2 separate regions of the Homo sapiens genome follow, and region 2 is linked to region 1. Evidence: read pairs that join two places in POLR2A ChIA-PET (ENCODE). Cell type or tissue: OCI-LY7. All regions are shown on one strand. Links, peaks and the distances in the headings refer to the core of each region. The heading gives the core; the rest is flanking DNA. Region 1 overlaps ARHGAP27 (Rho GTPase activating protein 27). Region 2 has its middle 24 kb from the start of MAP3K14.

What was found. ChIA-PET counts read pairs that join two places held together with the same protein. Peaks named below come from ENCODE experiments on the same cell type or tissue, not always from the same donor. Only the 100,000 strongest peaks of a DNase experiment are listed, where the experiment ranks them.
Region 2: POLR2A ChIA-PET joins it to region 1 with 5 read pairs; 2 of 35 experiments call an interaction of 5 or more read pairs at or near these places.

Annotation. Positions count from the first base shown.
Region 1 is chr17:45,404,634-45,410,973 of GRCh38, forward strand. It overlaps ARHGAP27 (Rho GTPase activating protein 27), which reads right to left. Exons shown (of 20, transcript NM_001282290.2): 5 at 1,043-1,450; 6 at 291-473; 7 at 1-48. Among named protein-coding and RNA genes, the nearest start is that of ARHGAP27, 25 kb to the right of the region's middle. In OCI-LY7, for the core only: no CTCF peak of the experiment used is centred there; DNase peaks (open chromatin) are centred at 788, 1,698, 3,398, 5,098 and 1 weaker place; H3K4me3 peaks cover 2,833 bases; H3K27ac peaks cover 3,858 bases.
Region 2 is chr17:45,338,204-45,344,543 of GRCh38, forward strand. No RefSeq gene overlaps it. Among named protein-coding and RNA genes, the nearest start is that of MAP3K14, 24 kb to the left of the region's middle. In OCI-LY7, for the core only: no CTCF peak of the experiment used is centred there; no DNase peak of the experiment used is centred there.

The DNA of each region.
Region 1 (6,340 bases), core at 741-5,740:
TGGATTGTAGAAGTATGGCTTCCCGTGGGGGTCCTCCAGCCTCACCCACTGTGGGGAGAGGAATGGTCAGGGCCTCCAGCCCAGCTTATGAGAGGGGAGGAAAAGTTTCCCTCTAACCAGGTTCCAAGACAGCACCAGGGAGTCTGGAGGGGCAGGTGCAGGTGACTGTGTTTGGCTGGTTTAGGCTCTGTGTGGGAGCTGCGGTTTAGAGCACTGAGGCGACCTATTAGTGAGGAAGGTTGTGGGGAGGACTCTGAGGCTGTCCGGGTCCATCTGCCCCCTGCCCCTACCTGCTCCTGAGTGAAGTGGTTGGTGTAGAGCATCTGCTTGTCCTGGCTGACATGACAAGACCAGCCGGGGGGTGTGGTCAAGGGAGAGGTAGGGCCGGGCTCACCGAAAGAGCCCACGGGAGAATAGTCCTCCTCGGGGTAACTGGTCAGCGACTCGGGGTAGTCCGTCTCGGGAGTGGGGGGCTGCGGGGAACAGAAGGTGGAGTCAGAGGCTCTGAGTGCCAGTACTGCCTGCTGGCCCTGCCGTTTTGGACCAGGCCCACCCCCTTGCCTTCTGGTCCCTGAGGCTGTGGGAGCAGGAGGCGGGGTCAGAAGCGCTCAGAGGTAGCTCCGCACCTCACCCTCTGGTCCCTGGGGCTGTGGGAGCAGAAGGCGTCAGAGGTAGCCCCGCCCACTCCAGCCCTGCCCCTCACCTTCTGGTCCCTGGGTCTGCAGAAACAGGAGGCGGGGTCAGAAGCGCTTAGAGGTAGCCCCACCCATCCTGCCCCACCCCTCACCCTCTGGTCCTTAGGTCTGTGGGAGCAGGAGGTGGGGTCAAAGGCGCTCAGAGGTAGCCCCGCCCACTCCAGCCCCGCCCTTCACCCTGGGGTCCCTGGGTCTGTGGGAGCAGGAGAAGGGGTCAAAGGCTCTCAGAGGTAGCCCCGCCCACCCATCACCACCCCCTCACCCGTGTGTCCCTGGGCCTCTGGGAGCAGGAGGCGGGATCAGAGGCGCTCAGAGGTAGAACCGCCCACTCTGGCCCTGCCCCTCACCCGCGGGTCCCCTGGGCTGCCAGGGCTCAGGCCCGGCTGCATCTCCAACTCCTCCTCGGGCTCGTTCTCGGCCTCGTCCTCCCAGGCCGTCTCGCCCGTCAGCGGGTTGTAGAAGAACACCCTGCGGCTCTCCTCATCCCAGTACTGGCCCCACTCGGTCTCAAGGCTCACGTGGCTGTCCACCGAGGCAGGGGAGGTGGCTGGGCTGGCGGCACCCTCGGCAGCCTCAAAGGGCGACTCCCAGGTGGTAACTCCCGTGTCTGGGTTGTAGTAGTAGGGGCGCCCGGTGCCCGCGTCCGTGTGCGTCTCCCACACCGGGCTGGGAAGGGGGGCTGCAGCGGCGCCCGGTGAAGTGGCCCGGGGCTGCCTCTCTATGTTCGCGTACACGGGCTCCGGTGGGTCGTCCACCTGCGGGAGGAGAAAGGAGGAATTTTGTGTTTTCAGAAACCTTCCAAAATGGTAACAGAGGTCCCCTCTGGGCAGTGCGATTATAGGGGTTTATTTGTTTTCGCTTTATTTTCTTTAAACTTTTCTGCAGCCTCAAAATTTTGTACAACAAAGCATTTTAAAAATCACGTAAGTTCTTCTGCTCACTGTGACACCATCACTAAGCCGTAAACTCCTTGAAAGGGGAAGTGCCTGTTAGAAGTGGCCTCTTCTTGAGCTTTAGCCCCTTGGGCGACCTTCAGGAAGTCACACTACCTCTCTGCCTCAGTTTCCTGGGTGTAAAATGTCTGCTCTGTCCATTCCGGAAACTGTAGTGAAGAGTGAATGAGGAAATGCTCTTGAAAGTACTTTGTAAAGTATTTAGTGCCCCAGACGGGTGGGTCAATTACATTAATTATATTTATCAATAATAATAAAACATCGATAACCCAGTTCTCACAACTGTGCACTCACAGAGGCAAGTCAGAGGTTGGGCAGGAACTGAGAAGTGGTCTGGGGCGTGCCCCTGTTTATGGTGCCCATTCAGGGCCCTGCTGCATTCTTTTTTTTGAGATGGGGTCTAGCTCTGTCACCCAGGCTGGAGTGCAGTGGCGCAATCTTGGCTCACTGCAACCACCACCTCCTGGATTCAAGCTGCATTCTTACAGCTCCACTGAGAGCTCCCACCCCACCCCACTCTCAGCCCAGAAAGCTCTGGGATTGGAATCAGCACCCTGTCTGGATTTGGGGACTGAACTTTCCAAGGTGAAGTTTGCAGGTGTCAGAACCAATTCCAGACAAGAGAGGGAGACAGGACAGCCAGATGGGCTGGAGAATGGAGGGGCAAAGAGAGGTGAATTGTTTTACTCCACCCCAAAGGAGAGTGAGGGCAGCTGGGGGTTCAATCACATAGAACATAAACCTAGCCATGCGTAAGCCTCCCGGAACAGAGGCTCTCCTGATTCACACCTCAGAGCTCCCTGCTGGCTGCAGGGCAAAGTCTAAGCCCTTAACCAGGCACAAGAGACCGTCCCTCACCGGCCTGTGCTTCCACTATTATTTCCTGCCACTCCTTGCCCCTTGCCTTGAACTTTAAGCTCCAGTAGCACCAGTTGCTAGAGGTCCCCACCGTCCCTGCTGTGTTTCCTCCAGGCCTAGGCTCATCTGCAGCCTGCCCAGGCCCATCTCCACCCCTTTTTTTGCCTGGCTGACTCCAATTCCTTCTTCAGGATTCAGCTGAGGTGCCAGGTTCCAGCCTTTTCCTGAGATTCCCCCCATCCCCGTGCCCCCACATTCAGCCCAGCACCCTTGGCCCCACAGAGGGACAGATGACTACATTCTCAAACCCCAGGCAGCAGCATGGCATACGGAGATTACTACTATTTTCTTTTCTTTTCTTTTTCTTTTTCTTTTTTTTCTTTTTTTTTTTTTGAGATGGAGTCTCGCTCTGTCGTCCAGACTGGAGTGGAATGGTGTGATCTCGGCTCACTGCAACCTCCGCCTCCTGGGTTCAAGCGATTCTCATGCCTCAGCCTCCCAAGTAGCTGGCATTGCAGGCACGCACCACCACGCCTGGCTAATTTTTGTATTTTAGTAGAGATGGGGTTTTGCCCTGTTGGCCAGGCTGGTCTTGAACTCCTGACCTCAGGTGATCCGCCCACCAGGGCCTCCCAAAGTGCTGGGATTACAGGTGTGAGCCACCGCACCTGGCCAATTACTACTATTTTCTAAGCATACACAATACTTCAGGGGAAAGCAGATTTCCACATTTCAATTTTGTGTTTTCGGAAACTTTCCAAAATGCTAACAGAGGTCCCTTCTGAGCACTGTGATTATAGGGGTTTGTTTTTGTTTTGTTTTCTTTGAACTTTCCTGCAGCCTCAAAATTTTGTACTACAAAACTTTTAAAAATTCACAGAAGTTCCTCTGCTGACTGTGACACCATCACTAAGCTGTAAACTCCTCGAAAGAGGAAGCACCTGTTCAGGGTGGTCTCTCCCTGAGCCTTAGGCAGATGCCAAAAAAAAAAAAAAATTCATTTTTCACCAAACTGATGCCAAAAAAGCAAACCAAACCAAAACAATGAAAAGAAGAAGGAAAAGAAGAACATTTGTTTACCCAACAAAGATTCACCTGCTCTGTGCCAGGCACTGTTTGAGGCACGGGGAATACAGCAGGGAAGAAAGGGACACAAATCCTTCCCTGGCAGAGCTGGCACTCAAGTGCACCTGTGTGTAAATGGTGGGGGTGATGAGTAAATGGACAGCATGTCAGTGCTGATCACTGCTAAGCAAGAAATGAAAACACTGTCAATGAAGAGGATGTTACAGTTTTAGACAGGGTGCCAGTCCCCAGGCGCCTGGGGGACAGGGAGAGCTGGGGATCCCAGCCCATCAGTTCTTCTCTCCTCTCCCCTTCCTCCAGGCTGCTGTGTGGCTGAGAGGGGACCCTCCACCCCACTTGTCCTTTCTCTACCCCCACCATAGCTCTGATGTGGCATCCTGTAGTCCAACCACAACAGGCCTCTCACCGGCCCCCAACAGAAAAGGCATCCTCCCACCTCGAAGCGTTTGCTCCAGCCATTCCCTCAGCCTGGAATTCCCTTCTCTGGTTCTCTGCCTACCCAAATCCTGCTCTCTCACGGTGCTCAGCTGACAAGCCTCTCCAGGGAGAGGTCAAACCTGCTGGCACTCTGCTCACTGCTCTGTTGAGGCCCAATGGCGTTCTGCCTTGGTGGGCAGCCAGTTGTCCAACCATCTGCCCACCTCCTCTGCCCCAAAAGGCAGGATTTTCTTGAGAGCAAGACTAAGGATAATGTAGCTGATTCCATTTGCCCCCCAGCAGCTGGGCCAATGCCCTGAAGCACATAGCAGGTCTGCCACAAACTGCTTGTGTACACAAGTCTAACCCATGCCCAGTTTCAGCAACAAACATGCCTGACATGACAGAAGAGCCTGGAATGAGCTTGAGCTTTCTGAGGAGGAGGGTCGGAGCCACAGAAACCAGGAGATTCCTGGGGAGGGCAGGATGGAAGCAGCGGGGAGAGGAAGGCAGAGGAACCAGACACACCTCCCATCCTCCCAGCTGAACGCACTGGGGCAGGAGTTGAAAGGCTCCACCAGGGGTGGATGAGCTGATAAGGAACAGGCTCTTTGGAGCAGGAATTTCTACTTGGCAGGCTGTGGGCCATGGCTCTGGGTCCACGAGGAGTCCCAGGCCAGTGAGGCTGATGGGGTCCTCACACGAAGGAATGTCCCCAGCAGGTACAGAGGAGATTTCGGAGGTAGAAGTTTAGGTCCCCAGCATGACAGGGCTGTCACAAGGAAGAGAAGATGGGGTATCATGCTGCAGGGGCACAGCAGCATTCCTCTGAAGGAAGCATTCTGAGGACTAGGGCTGCCAGAGACACAGGCTGCTTCTGGAGGTAGTGAGGGGCCCTCACTGGAGGTGACTGAGCAGAGTCTACTCCCTGTTAGGGAAGCCATAGCCCTGTGGTGGGTGTTGAACTGCAGTGTCCTTCAGGCCCCTTCAAACTCTGGAACTCTCGGCAGACCCTGCACAGTGCTGAGATAGAGATGCTCTCCTCTCCTGGCAGAGCCTCAGCTGGGTTCTAACCAGCTCCTGGGGCCAGGTGCAGTCACGCCCTCCACATCCTCTGGCCTTCAAGGAGTTACAGGCGCCTGCCACCCCTACCCTCCTCCTTGCTCCTGTTCATGGAGGCCCAGACAAGACCCAGATGCAGCTCATAAGCAGGGGCCTGACTACGGGATCAATGGCTCTTGGGTCGCATCCTAGAGACAAGAAGTGGCCTTCCGACCTCAGGCCAGAGGAGGAGCCAAGAGGGACCTGGCTCTCAGGCTCCAGGCTGCCCAGCCCCCTGGTACTGCCTTACAGTGGTTCACCCCTTATCTCCAGTTCCCTCCCCTGTCCACAAGCAGGTGGCAGCCCTGCCACTCTTGCCCCAAGCTGACCACCTCTTGGATGGGCAGGGCCTCCGAGAAGGAAAGAGAAAAGGAAGTATGAGCCCCAACTTCCAAGAGGCTCCCTGCTCTAAGCCCCAGCTCACCCAGCTCCTAACAGGGCTTGTGGTAGAGGCCCACCGGGCACCCCTTGACCCCAGCATCCCCTACCTGTGCCGGCAAGGCTCGACTCTGCCTCCTGGTCACTTTGGCGATTATGTCCACCATCCTGGCCCCTCTGAACTGCCGGGACAGAGCCCTGGGAAGGTTTTGGGGGTAGAGCCCAGGGGCACTACCCCAGTGCTGGCACAGGGCAACAGGGAAACAAGAAGTTGCCGAGATGGCGGGAGGCTGAGACTCCAGCCCATTTCCTGTCAGGGCTGCGGAAGTGCTGCCTGAGTTGGGGCGGGTGGGGTGGAGGGGCCTCAGGTTGAGGGTATTTTTATGCTTCTAGAAACACTGCTGGCTGCCCCACTCAGTGCTCTAATGACCAGTGAGCCGCATCCGAGGCCCAGACATAGCCATGGTGTGGGCTGCACAGAGGAAGATCACGGCCAGACCCAGCCACAGCATGAACTGCACAGAGAGAATCACGGCTGAGCCTGTGGGGGAGGGGCGCGCTTGCACAGACAGGGTGGGCAGAGGGGGCGCTGAGTGCTGGGGGCCTGGGCTGGCCTGGAGTGGCTCCTGGGGCGGAAACAGGACAATGAGTGGTTGTCCACTCCCTCTAGGCCCAGGGAGGGTGTAATGGGAAAGAGGAAGCTTGTGGGGGGGAGGGGAAGAGTTCCCAAAGAGGAAGGGGTCTGGGCAGATGTGATATCACAGGGAGCTGGCATCTGGACTGTGCCAGCCCCGAGGAGGACAGGAAGGATTCTGACCACATCACTATCTGCCCGCCTGACCACCTGGGTCT
Region 2 (6,340 bases), core at 648-5,647, 67 kb before region 1:
CTAGGTCCCCGGAGCAGGTAGGCAGGCACTTGCAGAAGCCCCCTCACTGTGTCACAGATGAGCAAATTGAAGCTCAGGAGGTCAGAGAGAACAAGGAGACCTTGCAGAGGTGTGTGGGGATCTGCCGGAGTCTGCGGGGGTATCAGGAAGAGAGGGCCCTCTGGGTGGATAGTAGGGGGCCCAGGGGCCCAGTGCAGCTCCCCCACTCCTCCCCCAGCCACTGAGTCCATCCACACGGCTGGGATCTATTGGCCCACAAATGGCCCCCATGTCCCTTTCCAGCAGCCTGACCTCATCCACTTGGAGAAAAACAGGAAGCTGGGCATTGCCAGGAATCGGAACACTCCCTTCCTCAGCTCTGGGCTGCAAGGATGCTGGGATGGCAGGGGGCTCTGGGAGAAGAACCTGGGACAGGGTGTGGGGTGGGGGCTCCACAGGCTAAGCCGGGGTGACCTGGGCTGCCCTTGGGGCTTTGGCTTTGGCTCAGTCGGCCGGACTTGGTCTGGCCTGGCATTGCTGAGCCAGACCAGGGGCTGGGAGGAAGCAGTGAGGTGGGGAGAGGGAGAAGGAGCTCCTGACTTTTCTCTCCCATGTCGAGACAGAGCCCTGGGGCACCAGGGCCACATCTGCCTTTTGCGTTCATGGGTCCCTTCCTCCACAGAAAAATATTACAAAGTATATTATACAACTGTGTTGGTATAAAGATGAATATAACCCAAGCTGGATTCATGATTATCTATTGATTATTATTTTGTTCAACATTTCTTCTGATTATAAAATAAAATTAAAACATTTTCAGCCAGGCCTGTAATTCCAGCACTTTGGGAGGCCGAGGCGGGTGGATTGCTTGAGCCCAGGAATTCAAGACCAGCCTGGGCAACATGGCAAAACCCCATCTCTATAAGAAAATGCAAAACTTAGCCAGGTGTGGTGGCACACTCCTGTAGTCCCAGACTCAGGAGCCTGAGGTGGGAGGATCACCGGAGCCCAGGGTGTTGGAGGGTGCACCGAGCTGCAATTGCACTGCTCCACTCCAGCCTGGGTGACAAAATGAGATCCTGTCTCAAAAAAAAACCACCACCACCAACATTTTCACGGGGCCCCAAAAGCGTCAGTGTGCCTCCTGTGTCTAATGGAGAATTTGGCCCCGTGGGGGAAGCTTCTAACGCTTTCCTGTCCTGCAGAATCCATGTACCCCCTACACAGCCATACAGCATAGCCATTAGCACCCAGGGGAATGCCAGCCCAGCCTAAAAACTGAACCTCCCCAAGCCCCAGTTTCCTCTTCTGTAGAATGGGAAAACCAAAATGCTTGCCTCCTGGTGCTTTTTTTTGTTTTGTTTTGTTTTGTTTTGAGACGTAGTCTCCCTCTGTTGCTCCAGGCTGGAGTGCATGGGATGATCTTGGCTCACTGCAACCTCCACCTCCCAAGTTTAAGCGATTCTCCTGCCTCAGGCTCCTGAGTAGCTGAGACTACAGGGACATGCCACCATGCCCGGCTAAATTTTGTATTTTTAGTAGAGATGGGGTTTCACCATGTTGGCCAGGCTGGTCTTGAACTCCTGACCCCAAGTGAGGCTCCTGCTGCTTGGCCTCCCGAAGTGCTGGGATTACAGACATGAGTCACCATGTCCAGCCCTCGTGCTCTTTTGAGATGATCCCATGAAAAGTGTCAGGTCCAGGACCTGACCCAGATAACCCCCGACTGTTTTCACCATGTATGTTCACCTCAGACCCTGGCAGAGACCCCAACAGCAGCAAGGTGCCTAGCTTTGGGGCTTAGGGACATTTCCAGGGCTGCCACACCTTTCACTTCTTTCTCCTCTCCTGCCTGTCCCTCTTGGACTCCTGCTCAGGGTCAGACCTAAGGCAACCATGAATCTAATACGTCGTGTTAGTCCAGTTCACAAGCCACTTTGGCTCCATGACTCCATCGGTCCTCAGAACTACCCCATGAGGGTTGTCTTGTGTGAGTCTTCACCCCATTCTCCCAGAGAGGATACCAACCATCAGAGAGGTTAGGTACCTGTCCAAGGTCACACAGCTAGAAAGGGCAAAGTTGGGACAAGCATTTAGATCTGTCAAGCCTACCCTCAGTTGGCACTGTTACATCTGACACCCCAAAATGTTCATGCCAGTCAGTATGTATGTGTGTGTGTGTGTGATGGTTCTTGTGACAAGGTAGGTGAGAAGGACTGGAGTGACTCTGGAGTCCTCAGGACCTTTCTGGGATGTGCTGACGGGTGGTTCACAGGGGTCCCTGGGCATCTGGGCTCCTGTCTTTGCCCTGCTTAAGGCTGGGGTGGGACCTGGTCCCTGTCTCCTTGGCTGTGCTGCAGTTGCACCCTCCTTCCTGTGCCCCTGCTCCTCCTCACTGGCTGTCTCAGTGCCAACAGAACCAAAGGAGCAAAGTGGCTTAAGATAACCCTGCCATTTTACATCAAAGCTCTAGGGTCATCTTTAATTTTTACTTTTTTTTTTTTTTTTTTGAGACAAGAGTCTCACTCTGTCACCCCGGCTGGAGTGGAGTAGTGTGATCTCAGCTCACTGTAACCTCGGCCTCCTGGGTTCAAGCGATTCTCCTGCCTCAGTCTACCCATTAGCTGTGATTACAGGCGCACACCACCATGCCCAGGTAATTTTTTTTGTATTTTTAGTAGAGACAGGGTTTTACCATGTTGGCCAGGCTGGTCTGGAACTCCTGACCTCAAATGATCCACCTGCCTTGGCCCCCCAAAGTGCTGGATTGTAGGTGTGAGCCACAAAATTTTTAAGTTGTTTGTTTGTTTGTTTGTTTGTTTGAGACAGGGTCTCATTCTGTTTCCCAGGCTGGAGTGTAATGGCCCGATCATAGCTCACTGCAGCCTTGACCTCTTGGGCTCAAGCGATCCTCCCACCTCAGTCTCTTGAGTAGATGGGACTACAGGTGTGTGCCACCATGCCCGGATTTTTTAATTTTTAAAACTTTTAGTAGAGAAGGGGTTTTGCCATGTTGCCCAGGCTGGTCTCAAACTCCTGGCCTCAAGCCATCCTCCTGCCTCAGCCTCCCAAAGTGCTGGGATTACAGATGTGAGTCACTGCGACTGGTGTAATTTTTAAGTTTGTATTGGAAAACAATTTACCATCTTCAAATATATATTATCTCACAAATAGAAATATAGTGAGAAGCTGGTATTCATGTTAGATTCCAGTAAAGAAGATTTAGGCTTAGGGTGAAGAAGGATTCACAGCCCATGAGTATTATTTAAGCACAGAAACTGATGACTGTGTACTGTGCAGTGCATGGAGAACCCTTTATAAAGAACTTCCAGGAGAGACTGAATTTATCTGGCAGGGATGGTTTGGGTTAAGGTTTTAACTTCTGTGCTGTTTTTGATTAAAATCTGCCAGCGCCTCTGACTGAGTTAGACCTCTCTGATCTCTTGTTACTTTGTTATTTCCTAAGAATCTGAGCTGGAGCTGGATGACAAATACGGTCCTCTGCCCCGTCAGCCATGGACCTGGGGGATGACCTCTCCTTTGCCAGAGGAGGATGGGAGCTGGTGGGTGCTGAGACTGACAGTGGATCCACCCAGGCGGAGAGTCTCTTAATGACTCGACTTGGATCCTGTCAGGGCTCTGCCTGCTCTCTTGCTCTTGGGGCATCCTGTGGCTCTCCCAGTAGGGGAGGAGGGGGCGTGGCTGGACGCTTGCTCGAGGCCCTCCCCATACCAGCAAAGTCCTGCCCCCTTGACTCCTGAAGGTAGGCTGGCTCCTTCTCCAGGCCTCCCTTCCTCACTTCCTGCCACTCTGCTGAAACAGGCTCCACGGTTCCTGCTGGCTCCAGCCTCCCGCTGGCCTCTTCCACGGCCCTCTGCATCTGAAGCTGCACCGCATCCGGGTGTGAGTCTTCAAATCGAGTCCATTGGCCCAGTTGGTTCTAAGTTCCCTGAAGGCTGAGACTCACCCTGCTCTGCTCACCATGCTATGCCCAGCTCAGCCAGCCCACGAGAGGAACCCAGGAAATATTTGTTGAACCCATTATTGTATGGATTAATATTGTAATGTAATAAAATGATGGATTCCACAAATATTTCCTGGAAGACGGGTGTGGAAGTCACACGGACCTGGGTTCATGTTCCATCTCAGCAAGCTGCTCAGCCTGAGTCCCTCAGGCTTGTTACCTTCAAAGTGGGGGTAATCATTCCACCGGGCTCATGGGGCAGCTGTGGGGAAACTGAGGCGTGCACATGCAACAATTAGCAGAATGCCGGGTGGGGCAGAGTACACACTGAAGGGATAGGAGCCACTATGATGAGACTCCCTCTTGTGCTGGGATGGTGAGGGCGAGGGCCCAGGATCCATCGTACAGGCGGATGCATGGTGAGCAGAACACGTGTGAGGCGGGGGGCCCGATGTGCCTTGGGATGGTAGGAAAGAATTCATCCCTGCCGTTGACACTGGCTAATATCATGTCAGATGGGCCAGAGAATATACCCTAGTGGTTGCCTATGGAGGTCGGCGAGAGAGGAGACGCGGCTAGCACAGGAAGAGGGGAGAGAAGGAAAGGGGGCACCAGCCAGGCAGACCAGGCAGGGTAGGTAAATCAAGCAATCCTCCCATCTTGGTCTCTCAAAGTGCTGGGATTATAGTTGTAAGCCACTGTGCCCAGCCTTCTCAGATTCTTTCCTGCCTTGCTAGGAGGGTGGGGAGCAGAGCAGAGGGGCTAGGCCCTGGGGGTGGGTAGGGAAAGAGAGACAGGCTCTGGCATCTACACCCAGATCCTAACCCCAGCTTTGCCACTGTGTGAATATGGACAAATCACCCTCTTTCTCACCCTAGGTCTCAGCTCCCCCTCTGTGCAGACACACTGACAGCCACATGTGGACTTCTCCCCCAGCTGCAGCTGGGAATCGGCCTCCAGTCAGAAGCAGGACAGGGAACAAGCATGGTGGTTTTGGTGTCATGGATTCAAATCCCAGCTGGATGACTCTGCTCACCTCACCTGCCTTTCAGTTTCCATGAGCTGCTATATAGCAGAGTGGTCAGGAGCACAGACTCTAGAGCCCGACCCAAGGTTAATCCCTGTTCTGCCACTGACTATGGGAACACAGACAAGGCACTTCACTCTGGGCCTCAGTTTACCAGTCTCTTAAATGGGGATGGATATAATCATCCTCTTCTCTAGGGATATTGTGAGAGTTAAAGGAGGTAATTAACATAAAACCCTTAGAACAGTGCTTAGCGCAGGTGAGGGTCATGTCGCTGAATATAAGACACTGTCTATGCATTACACTTTTAAAGATGTTAAAATGCAAAAATGTGCACCCCTATAATTGAGGAGGTAAGGTATAATTTCGAGATACTGCATAGAAAACATCACTGTAAACTCTAAAATAATAGGCAAAACCTAAAGTTCCTGGGTGTTTTCTGTGTGCCAGGCACTGTGCCAAGGACTTACAAGCATTGTCCCATTCAACCCTATAATAACCCTATGAGGAAGGTTATAGAATCATCTTCACTTTACAGATGAGGAAACAGAGACCCCAAGACATTAAGTGATTTGTCCAAGATCACACAGCTTTGTCCACATAAATGTTGGGCATTCATCACCACAACCGCAACTGTCCCACCCCTTTTTGGCTTCATCTGGTTTAGAAATTTTTTGTTTGTTTGTTTTTTTGTTTGTTTGAGACGGAGTCTCACTCTGTTGCCCAGGCTGGAGTGCAGTGGAGTGATCTTGGCTCACTGCAACCTCTGCCTCCCGGGTTCAAGCGATTCTCCTGCCTCAGCCTCCCAAGTAGCTAGGACTACAAGCACACGCCACCACACCCGGCTAATTTTTGTGTTTTTAGTAGAGAAGGGGGTTTCAGCATGTTGGCTAGGCTGGTCTTGATCTCCTGACCTCCTGATCTGCCCACCTTGGCCTCCCAGAGTGCTGGAATTACAGGCAAGAGCCACTGTGCCTGATCTAGAATGGTTTTACTCCATGGTTCTGGAACTTGGCTGCTTGTTGGAATCACTAGGGAGCTTTAAGAAATCCTGAGACTGGGCAAGATAGTGAGACCCCATCTCAAAAAAAAAAAAAAAAGCAACAACAAATTAGCCAGGTGTGGTGGCTTGTGCCTGTAGTCCTAGCTACTCAGGAGGCTAAGATGGGAGGATCTCTTAAGCCCAGGAAGTCAAGGCTGCAGTGAACTATGATAGTGCCACTGCCCTCCAGCCTGAAGTCTGGGGCTCCCCCTCAGAGATTTATATGTAATTGGTCTGGGATGTGGTCTGCACATTTGGGATTTTAAAAATGACCCCCCTTTCGGCCGGGCGTGGTGGCTCATGCCTGTAATCTCAGCACTTTGGGAGG